Regions from separate parts of the Homo sapiens genome. Here region 2 is linked to region 1. Evidence: read pairs that join two places in POLR2A ChIA-PET (ENCODE). Cell type or tissue: CD4-positive, alpha-beta T cell. All regions are shown on one strand. Region 1 overlaps ATG16L1 (autophagy related 16 like 1). Region 2 overlaps DGKD (diacylglycerol kinase delta).

Region 1 (8,000 bases):
TGCGCATTTTATGCTTAAATACATAGTGTCTCTGACATTAGGAGAGCCCATCACACTTCAAATGACATAATCAAGTCATAGGACATGCTCCCTTTGTTGCTGTTTATCCCAGCGGATGCAAAGTACCTCTGGAATCCCCCTTCCTCATTTTTCTGGGCCACGTCTTTCCTACTTGGAGGAGGGCAAGTAATTATTTTGGTCTTAATGACCTCCTACTGAGATGCAACCTTCATGGAGAAGATAATTAAATGTAATAACCCAAGATTTCATCACCTACTGTTTGGATTCATAAGAACTTGACAGAAAGATTTTTCCTTTTCAATAAATAATTATCTGGATTAGGTAAATATATACTTAAGAACCTGTTACTAAGCAAGTTAAACCTGGTCAAAGTAAATTTATTTTCCTTAGCTATTTATTCCAGGACTATGTGTAATTATTGCACCACATTCTTGGCCAGGATGTAGAAGGGAATAAAAGGCAGGTCGAAAGAAAAAGGACAAGGCTGTGCTTTATTTTCTTGATTGGCTTTCCCAGGGATCTAGGTTTGCGAGAGTCACCTGTGCCCATACAAGGAAGAGAGGAGAACTGCAAAGACAGGAACTGCAAATATGAGCTGAGCCTTTGACAATGTCCTGTTGAAAATAGAATTTTATGGTTTTAAGTACTTGCAACTGTGCTTAGGCCCGGGACCACAAGAAAACACTAGCATTTGCTAAGTTATCAAAACCTTTCAAAGATGTATGTCCTCTGACCCAGAAACTCCTTAGGGAAGCATAGAGATTAAGGAGAGGCCTTAGGCCGGGCTCGGTGGCTCATGCCTGTAATTTCAGCACTTTGGGAGGCCAAGGCGGGCAGATCACCTGAAGTCAGGAGTTCGAGACCAGCCTGACCAACATGGAGAAACCCCATCTCTACTAAAAATACAAAATTAGCTGGGCGTGGTGGCGCATGCCTGTAATCCCAGCTACTTGGGAGGCTGAGGCAGGAGAGTCGCTTAAACCTGGGAGGCGGAGGTTGCAGTGAGCTGAGATTGCACCATTGCACTCCAGCCTGGGCCACAAGAGTGAAACTCCATCTCAAAATAAAATAAAATACAAAATAAAATAACAGGCTTTTACAGCCCTGTGTTTGCATCCTACCTCGGCCCCTTCCTGTATGATCTTGGGCAGGATGCTCAACCTGTCTAAATTATCCCAGTCAACCCGGTTATGCAAATGACACTTTTATAAGCTGTTATTCTGAAGAAACCAAATCTCATTTCCAGGTCAACTATTTATTTACTTTGTGGCTTGGGAAAATACAACTGAGATTAATCTTCCACATCTGAGAGTGCAGACACACACGTACCCTACATATCTAAAGCAAAGGCATGATATGGGAACCTTTGTTTCTTTGTAAATTAAGACGTTAGTTGGTGAATGACTCCTAGTTGAATTTAAACCCCTCCACTTACAGGGAAGCAACCAACATTTTAAAAAATAGTGGATCAAAACTCTAAAACTATATTCCAAAACACATTTCAATAGAAAAGAAACATCCTAGAGCGAAGGAAACTCTTTTCTACCACTATGAAAGCTTCAAATCTCAGAGAAGATACCCCACCTTAACTTGTAGGCAGATTAGGAAAAGCTCCAGAACTAGTTTGATTCCTTTTGTTCCAAGAGATCTTAGTTTTCGCTTAAGTTTCCACTTTAAGTTACAAACCAAAGGGAGCAAGGAGGGAAAAAACAAACAAAACAACAACAACAAAAACCCCACCGCATTACATGGCAGGCACAATTAAGAGGCAGAAAACTGATCGTTCAAAGTGTCAACAGGAAACAGTGAGGCAGTAACGGGTACTGAGTGCAGGAAGTTAGAATTCACATTCACAGCTGATGAACACAAACTTTTTGGAAGGTTATTTGGTGATGTTCCAAAAGCTTTGACCCATCAAATTTTATTTTCAATAATCTATCTCAAGTAAGTAATCAGAAATAGGGTCAAAGGCCGTATCAGTACATGATTTGTGAGAAATTAGAAGCCAGCAAAATACAATTAAAATGATATATGGATGTTAGTTCTGAGTGGTGGAAGAACTGTATGTTTTCATTTTCTTCCTTTAACATTTTTCTTTCTAAAATCTGTAAGATGATTTTACAGAAATAAAAACATTAGAAGCTATGATCACACCACTGCACTCCAGCCTGGGCAACAGAGCAAGACCCTGTCTCAAAAAAAACCAAACAAAAAAAAAAATAAAAACAAAACTTTTAAGAGAGCCAAATTTTCAGAAACACAGTTTTGATTCATTTATCTTTACTTACTGTTCGACTGGTAGAGGTTCCTTTGCTGCTTCTGCAAGCTCTTTCTGCAGCCGGGCTTGCCGCCTCCTGTTGGGAAAAAAAAAAAAAAAGCCCACCATTTATGTCTGCTTAAGAAAGCACGGGGTTTGGGCTCTCTAGAAGCCACCAGTTCTAATAACACATTCAGTGCATGTAAAATAACAACTACCCTGAGCAAAATACTCAAAAGTCACAAGCCCAAACTCATAACATCAGTAAGGCTCCCCTTTTAAAGGGTTTCAGAGTAAAGCCTAGAAGAGAGATAGGCCACATTATTAGAGAAAGCAGTGAACTGGCAAAGGAGGAGGCCTGCCTTCTGGGACCAAGGGTATCTTAGGATAGACACATGCCTCAGGCTCACTGAGGGTTAGTCATGGTTGTGACTTAAGTTTTCTGCAGCAAATAGTCTTACACGGGTTGAGCATCCATTACTCGAAATGTTTGGGACTACCAGTGTTTCAGATTTCGAATTTTCTCAGATTTTGAAGTTTTGCATAAACATGATATAAATCTTGAGGACAGGATCCAGGTCTAAATATGAAATTCAGTTGAAATTAATGGTAAATCGGAAATCTGAAGTGCTCCAATGAGTACTTCCTTTGAGTGTCATGTTGGCACTCAAGAAGTTTCAGATTCTGGAGCATTGTGGAGTTTGGGATATGGGATGCTCAACCTGCATTAACACACCCACAGCCTGATTACTAACAGTGAAGATTTACTTAGGACTTCCCCTTACCTGACATTGTTAATTACTTTACAGACTTTAACTCATTTAAGCCTTATAACAACCTTTTGAGGTAAATATCATTATTGCCATTTATAAATGAGGAAACTGAGGTATAGTGAGATTCTTGAAATGTCAAAGTTTACATAACATTAGTAACTTTAATTTACTAAAGCTTGACATAGAAGTCTTGGCTGTGACAAATTTTTAACATGGTCAAAGTCTCATCCACTAACTCCCCTTCTCAGAATCATTTTTGTCTCTCATTCAAGTCCTAAATTCAGAAACTCCCTAACTCCTAACCCTGACCTTACTCTCTCTTCTTTGATAAATTTCACTTCTAACTATGGCTATGCCTGCTAGGTGGAGGACCCCTAATGTAGAACTCTAGCAATGCTACTGAGCTGCAATCAAGAATTCTGCTGAAATTTCTCGTAAGTTTTTACCACGGTGGTAATTCTCAAAATGAAGGAAAGTCCTCTAGGCAGTATAGCAGAATCTTGGGAAGGGATGTGGGTATAGCTTAAAAAGTGCATTACACTCTTGATTTTATACCTGGAAGATGAAAAATAAGTTTTACAGGGCAAATTACCAAAAATACAATTTATCCAAATTGTCTTAGCTGGTAGAGACAACTGTGAACTAACTCTCTTTGAGGAAAAACCAGAATCTCGGTATAAGGTGTGTGAGTACCACTACTCTATGATTAAAGCACTTGTTGACTGTCTGAAATCTACTTTCTATAACTTCAGGTCCCAGTTCTGCAAGGTGGAGATAAAAACTTGACTTAGGGTCACAGGGAGAGGAAAACACCACCTGTTATCAGGGATTCATCACTATAGCTGAAAGGAAAGGTCTTTAATAGCTCAAACAGAGTCTCTCTCTGTCACCCAGGCTGGAGGGCAGTGACATCATCTCGGCTCACTGCAATCTCCGCTTCCTGTGTTCAAGCGATTCTCCTGTCTCAGCCTCCTGAGTAGCCGGGATTACAGCCACCTGCCACTACATCCAGCTAATTTTTGTGTTTTTAGTAGTAGAGACAGGGTTTTGCCATGTTGGCCAGGCTGATCTTGAACTCCTGACCTCAGGTGATCCACCTGCCTTGGCCTCCCAAAGTGCTGGGATTACAGGCAGCAGCCACCGTGCCCAGCCCTGAGTGCATCTTATGAAGCAGCCACTGTGCCTGACCACAGGGACACGTGGCAGCATAAGGGAAGGAGGCAGAGTGTGAAGAGCTATCTCAAAACAGTGTGCTACATATGGCCCAGGTAAACCACAGCTGCCTGAAGCAGGAAGATGAGGGACATCTAAGCTGGGGAGGCAGGAAGTGGGTAATGACGCAGGAAGGCTTCTAGGAGGAGAGGCTACCTAAGCAAAGTAATGAAGACTCCTCAGGTCCCACATCTGCAATCACATGATACCTCCAAGTGCACAGCCCTAGGAAGATGCTTCAAAGGGTGGGCTAGGGAATGAGGACAGCATTTTCACTAGGAAATGTGCATTACCCCCCGTCCACTGCACTGCTCAGGGGCTCTTCCTTGGCATCACCACACATCTCCCCAACTTCTCCCTCCAGCAGCCTCTCAGCTGACGTGAACATGCAACCTAGCAGCATCCAGCTCACCTGGGGCCCCCAACACCCTCACACTGCTGTCAAGCTCCATGGCATAAGCCAAACAATTCTGCTTAAAGTAAATGTGAGACAGAAACAATACAAAAAGGACAGCTTATTTTTTCTTAATAGAAACCGGAAAATTAGAAAATACAGGTAAGTATAAAATGAGAAATCAAAAACCATAATCTCACCACCCCCAAAAATAAACACCAGTAACAGTACATATAATTCCTTCCAGTCATTTTTTTAAAAAAGTATACAAAATTGGGATCATCTGTATGAAAACATTTTGTGTCCTATTTTCGGTTATATTAATTTTAGGCATTTTCCACAGCACTAAGTATTCTTTTCGTTTTGCTTTTGAGGCAGAGTCTTGCTCTGCTGCCCAGGCTAGAGCCTAGTGGCATGATATTGGCTCACTGCAACTTCCACCTCCCGGGTTCAAGCGATTCTCCTGCCTCAGCCTCCTGAGTAGCTGGGATTACAGGCATCCGCTACCACACCCGGCTAATTTTCGTATTTTTATTAGAGACGGGGTTTCACCATGTTGGCCAGGCTGGTCTCGAATTCCTAACCTCAAGTGATTCACCTTCCTTGGCCTCCCAAAGTGCTAGGATTACAGTGTGCGCCACCACACCAGGCCAATCTTACACCTTCTAACAGTATTTTTATATCCATTTACAGTATTTTTGTATCCATTAAGTAATCTCTCTTTAACCTCCTTCCCCACTACTCTTCCCATGCTCTAGTAACCACAGTTATACTCTGTATCTCTAGGAGAACATTTTTCTTTTAGCCCCACATGTAGAAGCACGCAGTATCTGCCTTCCTGTGCCTGGCTTATTTCACTTAATATACTGTCCTCCAGTTCCATCCAAGTGGTTGTAAATAACATGATTTAATTCATTTTTATAGCGAATAATATTCCATTGTGTGTGTGTACAGCACATTTTCTTTATCCATTAAGCCAATGATGAATATGTAGATTGATCCGTATCTTGGCTATTGTGAATGGTGCTGCCACAAACATGATGGTAGTGCAGATTATCTCTTTGATATGCTAACTTGTTTTTCCATCATCACCCTTTAAAAGACTCTTTCCTATCGTCATTTATTCCCTTTAAAAGACTCTTTCCTATTGTCATTTATTCACTTTTAAATTAACTGGAATAATCTCTTCAAACTCGAAACTACTGATATGGGGATTTAAAAATATGTATGTTCTAATCTGTAGAGCTTTTTTGTTTGTTTCTGGATGGGGTCTCGCTCTGTCACTCAGGCTGGAATGCAGTGGCACAACTTTGGCTCACTGTTGCTTTAACCTACTGGGCTCAAGCAACTCTCCCGCAGCAGCCTCCTGAGTAGCTGAGGCCACAAGCACATACCACCATGCTCAGCTTTTGTTTTTGTTTTTTGTACAGATGGAGTCTCACTATGTTGCTCAGGCTGCTCTTGAAACTCCTGGTTTCAAGCGATCCTCCCGCCTCCGCCTCCGCCTCCGCCTCCGCCTCCCAAAGTGCTGGGATTACAGGCATGAGCTACTTACTGCACCTGGCATCTGCTGAACTTGTGTTAACAGCTTTTCAGCTCATTTTCTTAGGTTTCTAGGTGGGTGATCACTCCTTCTTTTCAATGGTTGGTTGGCCAGAACATCCAGATCGGTGTTCTCTGTGAGTTGTGAGAGTGAACCTCTCCTTGTTCTCTTGCAGGTTTTAGTAAGAGTGTATATAGACGGTTGATCAGTGGACCTTGACCAGGGGATGACTGGGCTCTCTGGGGCAGCTTTTAAACACGCACATTTTCCACAACAGAGATTCAAATTCCTAACGTAATTGATTTCTTGATAATCCATCTTTTAATTCCCATGTCTCAGTAGGTTTCAGATTTATCTTAAATAAATAGACTTAGCAGGATTGCAGGGAATTCTTAAAAAATCTATCAATGGCCAGGCGGTGGGGCTCACACCTCTAATCCCAGCACTTTGGGAGGCCGAGGCGGGTGGATCCTGAGGTCAGGAGTTTGAGATCAGCCTGGCCAACATGGTGAAACTCCACCTCTACTAAAAATACAAAAATTAGCCAGGCGTGGTGGTGTATGCCTGTAATCCCAGCTACTTAGGAGGCTGAGGCAGGAGAATCACTTGACCCCGGGAGGTGGAGGTTGCAGTGAGCCAACATCATGCCACTGCACTCCAGCCTGGGCAACAGAGCGAGACTCTGTCTCAAAAAATAAATAAAAATCTATCAATGAGTCTGATTTAGGAATTTCACATCTATATTCATATAAGGTTGGATTATAGTCTTCTTGTGCATTAGCAAGATCAGAATTTTTATATGGATACAAAAAGCTTCACAAAATTATGGGGAAGAATTCTAATTGTGGTGTATTTCCTTTTTCTAACTCTGGTTTAATTTATATTGTTCAGAATTAGCTTTTCTCCTTGAAACACTGAAAGAATTCCCTGGTAAACCTCCTGTAGTAACTGCCAGGTTTATCTCTTTCTTTTCAAAGACCTAGGTTCTACTCTACTAAGGATGGAAACCACTAACTGTGGATTGATAGCCCACCTGGAGTCTTTTTCATTCTCTGCATTAAGCCGATTGGCTTCCTGGGCTTTCTCAGCCATCCATCTGGTGACCAGCTCCTGGTTCTCTTCCGTAGTTTTCCTCAGTTTTCCCTCCAAGGCAGTAAAAGTGATCTGCAGGGCATCATATTCATCCTTCAGGGTCTGGTTGGCTCTTTCAAGGTCACAAAGCTTAGTGCGCAGGTCTAGGCACTCCGTCTCCAGGTCAGAGATAGTCTGCAAACATTCTGCAATTCTGGAAGCATGACATCAGAGGACGAATAGTACCTCGCCAGAGCCCTGTGCCAGAGCCAGACGGACCTGGCTGAGTGCTTAACACTTTGTGTCTGTTACAACATCTTTTAGCCAGGCCCATCCCCATGGTTTACAGGATAATCCATTAGGAGAGGAAACACCTAAGGTGAAATTCATCCTATTAATGACTAGGAAAAACACGATGTGAAGGAAGAGAAACTTTCGATGCTTAGATTGGTAAAGGGGATTTAAAAGGAGGCTGGAAACCGTATATATTTCACCAGCTCTGACATTTCCTGAGCAAAAGCCTGAGCAAGCGCCCTGCCTTTCCAAGCCTCTAGACCCCTTTCCACATATTAAGGAAACCCAAGCACACGCTACCCCAGCTCCAAGGTCTCAGGATTCAGAGTCCCCATTTATCTTGTCTGCCAGGCTTCTCCCTGGTCAGCAACAGTTTTGCTCACAAACTCATTTCCCTTTTCCCAAGGGCCATGCGCTCAGCTATCCTGGCCCTAC
Region 2 (8,000 bases), 130 kb before region 1:
ACAGGATAGTTCAAATAAGGAATAACAAGTTCTAAAACTTGCATCTTTTCCAACTGATTTGAAATTAGGTGGCCAGGGTAATGCCTTACTTGTCAAATGACTCCTCCATTCTCTGGGATAAACAAGTTTTCCAGCTGGCAAACTCGCTAAAAGCGCACACACAGAGCACAGGGGCTAACCTTGTCCCCAAGCTGCCGGCCGGACATGAGCTGGGAAATTGTAAAAGGGGGAGCCTGGCCCACAGAGGGGTCCACAATAGTGAGCACCTCTTCAGCGGGGCTTGCCAAGGAAGGGGTGAGTCAACATTCTCTCTGTTGTGCTAACAAAAAGAAGCAACAGAACCTGCTTCTTCCAGCTCATATTCATACACATAGTCACCCCAAAGGGCAGAGCACTGGGGACCCTAAGCTGCCAAGACACTCCATGGCCTTGAGCTCAAGGTGTGGCCAAGTACACATTACTAGGGAGCTTGTGCTAATGTAGCATCACATGAGTGACACAAAGTACCCTCAAGAAGGGGGTCCCAAAGTGGTTGTACCCTAAGATTTTGGAAAGCTTTGAAAAAGCACCCACTTGCAAACTTCTGGGGAAAGTTCCAAAAGGTGCTCGGGCATGGCCAAGTTTGAGAACCACAGTCCCACAGAAGCATATGGCAGTTTCCTGAGCACCATGTAAACAGGAAGGCTTCCCTGAGGAGGAAACGGACAGGGTCGGTGGGGAGAATTTGGGGAAACAGACCCCCAGAGACCAGGGCCAGCAGGTGACCCGTACACACAGGGAGCTCCCTAAGAAGCACTGGGCTTGGCTGGGGAGAGGCCAGGCTGGGAGGGCACATGAGGACCAGACCCTGAACTTCATTAGGTAAGAAACGAGGGGCCCCTCGATGGTTTATAGTGCTTGCTTTTTTTTTTTTTTTTTTTTTTTTTTTTGAGACAGAGTCTCACTCTGTCGCCCAGGCTGGAATGAAATGATGCGATCTCAGCTCACTGCAACCTCTGCCTCCCGGGTTCAAGTGATTCTTGTGCCTCAGCCTCCTGAGTAGCTGGGATTACAGGCGCCCGCCACCATGTCTGTCTAATTTTTATATTTTTAGTAGAGACGGGGTTTCATCATGTTGGTCAGGCTGGTCTTGAATTCCTGTCCTCAGTTGAACCACCGCCTCAGCTTCCCAAAGCACTGGGATTACAGGTGTTAGCCACCATGCCCAGCCTTAGTTCACAGCGCTTTTAACAATGGGCAGAATATGACCCTTCTAAATGGCTCTGTATTTCAGGCATATTCCAGTAAAACTTGTCTTTCCTCTCTAAGGTTCACCTCAGCTACAGTTGCCATGACCCAGGGAGTAGTAATAATACAGCCAGACTAACTGAAGCCCAGTGAAATCTGGACTAATTAGTAGTGATTTTGTTCAATTAAAGTTATTATTCAGTAAACAGAGAAAGTATGAAACGTTAAGTACACCAAACTAGAAGAAAATTTTCCACATACCAAATGATATAATAAATGAATTTGGTTTATTGCTTTCAGTTCATTCACTGAATAATCAGTAAGTGCCTATAATCACAGTGTTAATAGGCACAAACACATATATCATGCCTACATTCATTAACTCATTTAGTCCTTACAACCAAACCACCCCACAAGGCAGGTTACTAGCCCCATTTCTCAGATGAGAAAATGGAGGCTTCGAGCTGTCCTGTGACTCGCCCCCAGTCATCTGCTTGGAAGAAGCTGAGCTAGGATTCACACTCTGGCTTGCCTTAAAGAATGAAGTTACCTTGCAGAGTCCCGTACTTTCAGAGATCAAAAGAAGAGAAGGAGCCCAGTCCTGCTGCCTTGGGTCTTCTATCTGGTAGAGGATACACAGACCCTGGACATTCAAAGACAGAGTCCCTGATTCCTCTGGGGAGCTCACACTTTGGAAATACCGCGTAGCATAAAACTTCCCTCATAAAGGAAGTAAAAGGCAACTGAACATGTAGCATCAGGAGGCCACACACACTCAGCTGCAACAACTGAGGAAGGATCAGCCTTTCCACGGGCCTCCTGGGCAGTCCAGGCCTGTCGAGCTCTAGCTCTCCGGGAACAGCAGCTCAGGCCTTGCCCTCCAGCTGTGCAAGCAGCCCTGCCCATGAGAGGTGACCAGGGCTACCCGAGAGAGCTCAGGGAGCTCAGGTCTGCACACTCCACCACCCACTGAGGGAGTCAAATGTGTGCTTCATAAAACCAGCACCCGAGATGGACTCAAACTATATCCCACCCACATCCTGCCCAAGGTAGGGGGCACGGAAGGAGAGCCGTGAGAGGAGAGGCAGTTAGGAAGTGGCACCCCCACAAATGGGAGAGGCCATGCCAGCAGGTGGCCAGGGAGGCCCAGGCCAGGACAGCATGAGGCGTCTCAGACAGGGCAGTGGGCACTGGGTGTGAAGGGCAAAGGGCCCTGTGGGAGTGGAAATGGCCACCCTGCATCACCACTCTCTCCTAGCTCCAGGCTCCCTGCCCTCCGAGGGACCTGGCCAGGGCTCAGGCCTTGACTGCCTCCCGCTGTCCTGTAGACAAAGCCTGGCTATGGGGAGCACCCACGCCCACTTCGGGTGATGAGCCCTCTTCCTACTTAGTCTAGAAAATCTTTGCTAAATTGAATTTAGCTCTGATTCTGCCTCCTTCACAAGGGACACAGACTCTGACACCAGCCACCATGAAGTCAGTCTCAAAGGGGACATTTCTAGAACTGGAAAGGCCAGCAATACCAAAACACTCTCAGTGAGGAGAAGAAACTGTGCATCTGGAGTCCTGCAGGGGTGCTGTGATCATGTCACTGTGTACAGCGCTGCTTTCTAGGAGGCATGCATCATGGCCAATGATACAGTATGTTCCTTCAACACTGTTATTAATATTTAATTCTCAGAGTCACCCAAAACAAATAAAAGTACCAACAACAGCAGAAGCATGGACCCTGCCCGCCTGCAGTGCATGGCTCTCCTCAGGCCCCATCTCTCACCTCCATAAGCACATCCAGGCTGTCCACATCCTCATGTTGGGGGAAAGGCCCCTCTGCACCCCTTCTCATCCACCTAGCCAACTCTTCCCTGCAGATCTCGCCTCCAGCAGCAGACAGACTCTTCTAACAAAAACCCAACTTTACCACCCTGCTTTAAAATCTTAATGGCTTCCCACAGCTCTGACAAAAAAGCCCAAACCCACCCCAGCCTGGAAAGCACTTCCTGCCTCAGAGGCTGCTCACCCAGCGCACCTCCCACGCCCACTCCCTCTGGCAAGAAACATCCCTTCCACCCCACAGCCACGTACCCCCTTCCCCCACCACAGGCAGGGAACCCCCATGCCCTGCCCAGAGAAGCAACCCACATCAGTTCCTCCCCAGCCCTGCCGTGGCTGCTGGGATGCACATGGACTGTGCCCTGCAGGAAGGAAGACCTGATCTTGCAGCCAGGCCCAGCATCTGGTCCCAGGAAGCTTCCTGCAGAGCCGAACAATGAGGGGCAGGGCCCAAATCATTCTGGAACTGGAGGTGACCAAGCCACTCTTCAACAAAGAGTTATGTGCACCTACTGTGTGCTGGGAACTTGGTGTAAAGCCATGAACAAAACAGACAAAAATCCTTGCTCTCATGTAGCATATATTATAAATAAATAAGACCAAATGGAATACAGGTAGGAATGACTCTCCAGGAGGGTCAGGGAGGGTGAGAATAAAGCCCACTGCTTTCATTCCTTTTTGCTGCATTTTGAAATTTCAAAAACTAAATGAGGCAATAAAAATTAATCCTTCATCAAAAGAGAACATGGGTTTAAAAATGATGAAAAACACTGACTTGGAGAAATAAGTAAATAAAAGCATAAAACTCGAATGGACCCTACAGTCTTGTAGTGTTCCACAGCTCTAGGCTGCTAAGGGAAGATGATAAAACTGGGCATGGTGGCTCACACCTGTAATCCTAGCACTTTGGGAGGCTGAAGCGGGCAGATCACTTGAGCTCAGGAGTTCAAGACCAGCCTGGCCAACATGGTGAAACCCATCTCTACTAAAAATACAAAAATTAGCCGGGTGTGGTGGCGGGAGCCTGTAATCCCAGCTACTCGGAAGGCTGAGGCACAAGAATCACTTGAACCCAGAAGGTGGAAGTTGCAGTGAGCTGAGATCGCATCACTGCACTCCAGCCTGGGCGACACAGTGAGACTGTCTCAAAAAAAGCAAACAAGCGTAGGACTTGAAGACAACAACTAAAATTACTATAACACAAAGTTTAATAAATCAGGGGAGAAATCCTAAGTCAATGAAAACATGTGAAAACCCAAGAGAAAATGGAGAAGATCAAAGGAAAATCTTTCCCTGGAGGGAATGACTTTGTTAAACAGAAAACTTTTAAAAAATATTTTACCTATTGGCCGGGCGCGGTGGCTCACACCTTTAATCCCAGCACTTTGGGAGGCTGAGGCCGGCGGATCACGAGGTCAGGAGATCGAGACCATCCTGGCTAACGCTGTGAAACCCCGTCTCTACTAAAAATACAAAAAAAAAATTAGTCGGGCGTGGTGGCGGCACCTGTACTCCCAGCCACTCAGGAGGCTGAGGCAGGAGAATGGCGTGAACCCGGGAGGCGGAGCTTGCAGTAAGCCAAGATCGCACCACTGCACTCCAGCCTGGGCAACAGAGCGAGACTCCATCTCAAAAAAAAAAAAATTTTACCTTTCAAACAAGAATAAGCCAGGATAAATACAAAGTATGCCAAAATCGGGGGTGGGGGGTGGGAGCTGGGAGGGGAGGTTGCAAGTAAATGTAGTAACAAACAATATAAAAACTTTGATAACTAGAACTAGGAAAAAAACCAACAAATTAAATAAAATAAGGCTAAAGAATGTGACAGACATGGAAGATAAAGAAGCCTCCCCCACCACCCCACAGCCCCTCTTCTGGACTCCTGAGCTCACTTAACCAGCCTGCTGCTGTACTCAGCAGAAGCCCTGACACCTTCATCTACTCCACCCCCTTCTGACCTGATCACTAGCCTGCCCACTGCCCCCTAGACACCTCCGCACTCTCCACTCCACTCTCTCCTAACAATCCTACAAACCTCCCTCCCCTTCCAGTTCACCCTCCACCCTACAGCCAGAGTAGAACTTTCTGACACCTGCAAATCTGAGAATTTCACCAAATAAAACTATTCAACAGCAGCCCAAGTCCTGAGGAGTAAGTCCCAAGCTCTGCCCTGGTCCCCTCTGGAGTCCTCTCACTCTGGCCTCTGCCAGCCACTCTGGTCCCCTCTGGTGTCCTCTCACTCTGCCCCCCCCCCCCAGCCACCCTGGTCCCCTCTGGTGTCCTCTCGCCTCGCTCTGGCCCCCCGCCAGCCACCCTGCTCCCCTCTGGTGTCCTCTCACTCTGGCCTCTGCCAGCCACCCTGGTCCCCTCTGGAGTCCTCTCACTCTGGCCTCTGCCAGCCACCCTGGTCCCCTCTGGAGTCCTCTCACTCTGCTGCCCCCCTCAGCCACCCTGGTCCCCTCTGGTGTCCTCTCGCTCTGGCCCCCCCCCCAGCCACCCTGGTCCCCTCTGGAGTCCTCTCACTCTGGCCTCTGCCAGCCACCCTGGTCCCCTCTGGAGTCCTCTCACTCTGGCACCCCCCCCCCCCCAGCCACCCTGGTCCCCTCTGGAGTCCTCTCACTCTGGCCCCCCCCGCAGCCACCCTGGTCCCCTCTGGTGTCCTCTCACTCTGGCCTCTGCCAGCCACCCTGCTCCCCTCTGGTGTCCTCTCACTCTGGCCTCTGCCAGCCACCCTGGTCCCCTCTGGAGTCCTCTCACTCTGGCGCCCCCCCCCCCAGCCACCCTGGTCCCCTCTGGAGTCCTCTCGCTCTGCCCCCCCCAGCCACCCTGGTCCCCTCTGGTGTCCTCTCGCTCTGGCCCCCCCCAGCCACGCTGGTCCCCTCTGGTGTCCTCTTGCTCTGGCCTCCATCAGCCACCCTGGCCCTTCCACCACTTTGCACACTCCACGTGGTGTCCCCATCCCAAGGTCTTCGCACTGCTGGTCCCTCCACCTGCCCCATCCCCGAGGTGCCTATTTGCACAAGAAACACACAGACACACACAAAGAAACACACAGACACACACCAACACACAGACACACATACCCTCTCAGGCTCATGCTTCCCTCAGTGGATTTACCACTATCATTCTTCATGTCTCAGCTATGAGACCTCACTTCCTCTGAGAAGACTGCCCAGCCCCTCCCCAAGGCCAGGTGGGGTCTTCCACATATCAGGCACCATGTACTGCTCTTCCATCGGAGCTTGTCTCAGCCTGTAACTAAGGTTCTATGTATGTGCTTATCTGATCTCCCACGAGAATATAAGCTTGATGCAGAGTGGCTCCTCTCCATTTCTACCCACCGCACTCAGCATGGTGTGTGGCCCACGGTAGACCCCAAAAAAAATGCTTGCCAAAACAATGACTAAATAAACGAGCCAAATTCCCAAAGAACAAGACAAAGCACATGAACCAGAATTCGTTTTTTCAAGTGTAAGAGAAAAGAAGGAAAAAACAGTTTTTCAAAGCTGGAAAGCCCAAACTGGAGTGAGGAAGAAATCAGGCTTGCTCTATCCCAGACCAACCAGTTAGCAAACCCGCATTGCACAAGAGAGAAGGCAACTCTGAGTCTCCGAGCAGAAATGCCTTCAAAGACAGCAACAGCATCGAGCCTGCTCTCGACAACCCCCTGCAACACCAACATTGGGAAATACTATGTTCTCGGAGCTCACTAATAAAATATCGTATTTGATTCCTTTCTGGAAAACAGACCATTTTGCATTATTTTTCTTCCATGTTCTTCAGTCCTTTTTCATTTTCATGGTTTGGTATGAATCGAATAAGAGCTAGTGAAACAAAGCATTGAGTAGCATGTTCTCTGTGACTAAACCCTCAGTAATACACAAAGCTTGACCAAAAAAAGGATGTCACCATATGGGCTGGCTACAAACAGGTCTAGCATAATAAAATTTGTGAACTTGGCCAGGCATGGTGGCTCATGCCTGTAATCTGAACATTTTGGGAGGCTGAGGCCGGTGGATCGCTTGAGCCTGATATTTCAAGGCTGCGGTAAATGGTGATCATGCCACTGCACTCCAGCCCGGGCGACAGAGTAAGACCTGTCTCTTAAATTTAAATTAAAAAAAAAAAAGGAAAAAGGAAAGAAAGGAAGATAGAAAAAGAGAGAAGCGGGGAGGGGAGGGGAAAGGAGAGGAGGGGAGGGGAGGAGAAAAAAGAAAAGAAAAGAAAGGAAAAAGAAAATCTGTGAACTATAAATGTTTAAGAGACAACACAGAAGGGAAGTAGAAGAGAGGTACCAAGAGACCATTAAAATAAGAAAGCATGGCTGGGTGTGGTGGCTCATGCCTGTAACCTCAGCACTTCAGAAGGCCAAGGTGGGTGGACTACTTGCACCCCAAAGTTCAAGAATAGCCTAGGTGACATGGTGAAACTCCTTCTCTACAAAAAAACAAAAATTATCTGGGTATGGTCACATGTGCCTGGAGTCCCAGCTACCCAGAAGGCTGAAGTGGGAAGATTACTTGAGCCTAGGAGGTCGAAGCTGCAGTGAGCCATGACTGCACCACTGTACTCCAGCCTGGGTGACAGAGCAAGACCTTGTCTCAAAAATAAATAAATAAACAAACAAACAAACAAGAAAGCACAATACATTCAGCCACAAAACACAGGCATCAGATATGCAAGAATCCTGACAGCAGAAAATGGCTGAAGCACAATATTTACAAGGCAAAGGGTTTCTGACTAAAATAAGACAGATTCTAACAACATACTGTTTACAAGAATTAAATCTAGGCAAGGCACATCGGCTCATGCCTGTAATACCAACACTTTAGGACACCAAGACAGATCACTTGGGGCCAGAAGTTAGAGACCAGCCAAGGCAACATAGTTAGACCCCATCTCTACAAAAAATAAAAAATTAGCTGGGTGTGGTGACAATGCCT

Evidence for each region. Peaks named below come from ENCODE experiments on the same cell type or tissue, not always from the same donor. Only the 100,000 strongest peaks of a DNase experiment are listed, where the experiment ranks them.
Region 2: POLR2A ChIA-PET joins it to region 1 with 5 read pairs; 9 of 35 experiments call an interaction of 5 or more read pairs at or near these places.

The regions. Positions count from the first base shown.
Region 1 is chr2:233,264,377-233,272,376 of GRCh38, reverse strand. ATG16L1 (autophagy related 16 like 1) reads right to left here. Exons shown (of 18, transcript NM_030803.7): 5 at 7,234-7,485; 6 at 2,310-2,375. Among named protein-coding and RNA genes, the nearest start is that of ATG16L1, 17 kb to the right of the region's middle. RefSeq lists a silencer at 6,328-6,397. In CD4-positive, alpha-beta T cell, no CTCF peak of the experiment used is centred here; DNase peaks (open chromatin) are centred at 1,826, 3,966 and 4,376; H3K4me3 peaks cover 1,406 bases; H3K27ac peaks cover 5,971 bases.
Region 2 is chr2:233,394,849-233,402,848 of GRCh38, reverse strand. The region is part of intron 3 of DGKD (diacylglycerol kinase delta); the gene reads right to left. Among named protein-coding and RNA genes, the nearest start is that of DGKD, 44 kb to the right of the region's middle. RefSeq lists an enhancer at 3,344-3,849. In CD4-positive, alpha-beta T cell, no CTCF peak of the experiment used is centred here; a DNase peak (open chromatin) is centred at 3,308; H3K4me3 peaks cover 1,284 bases; H3K27ac peaks cover 2,253 bases.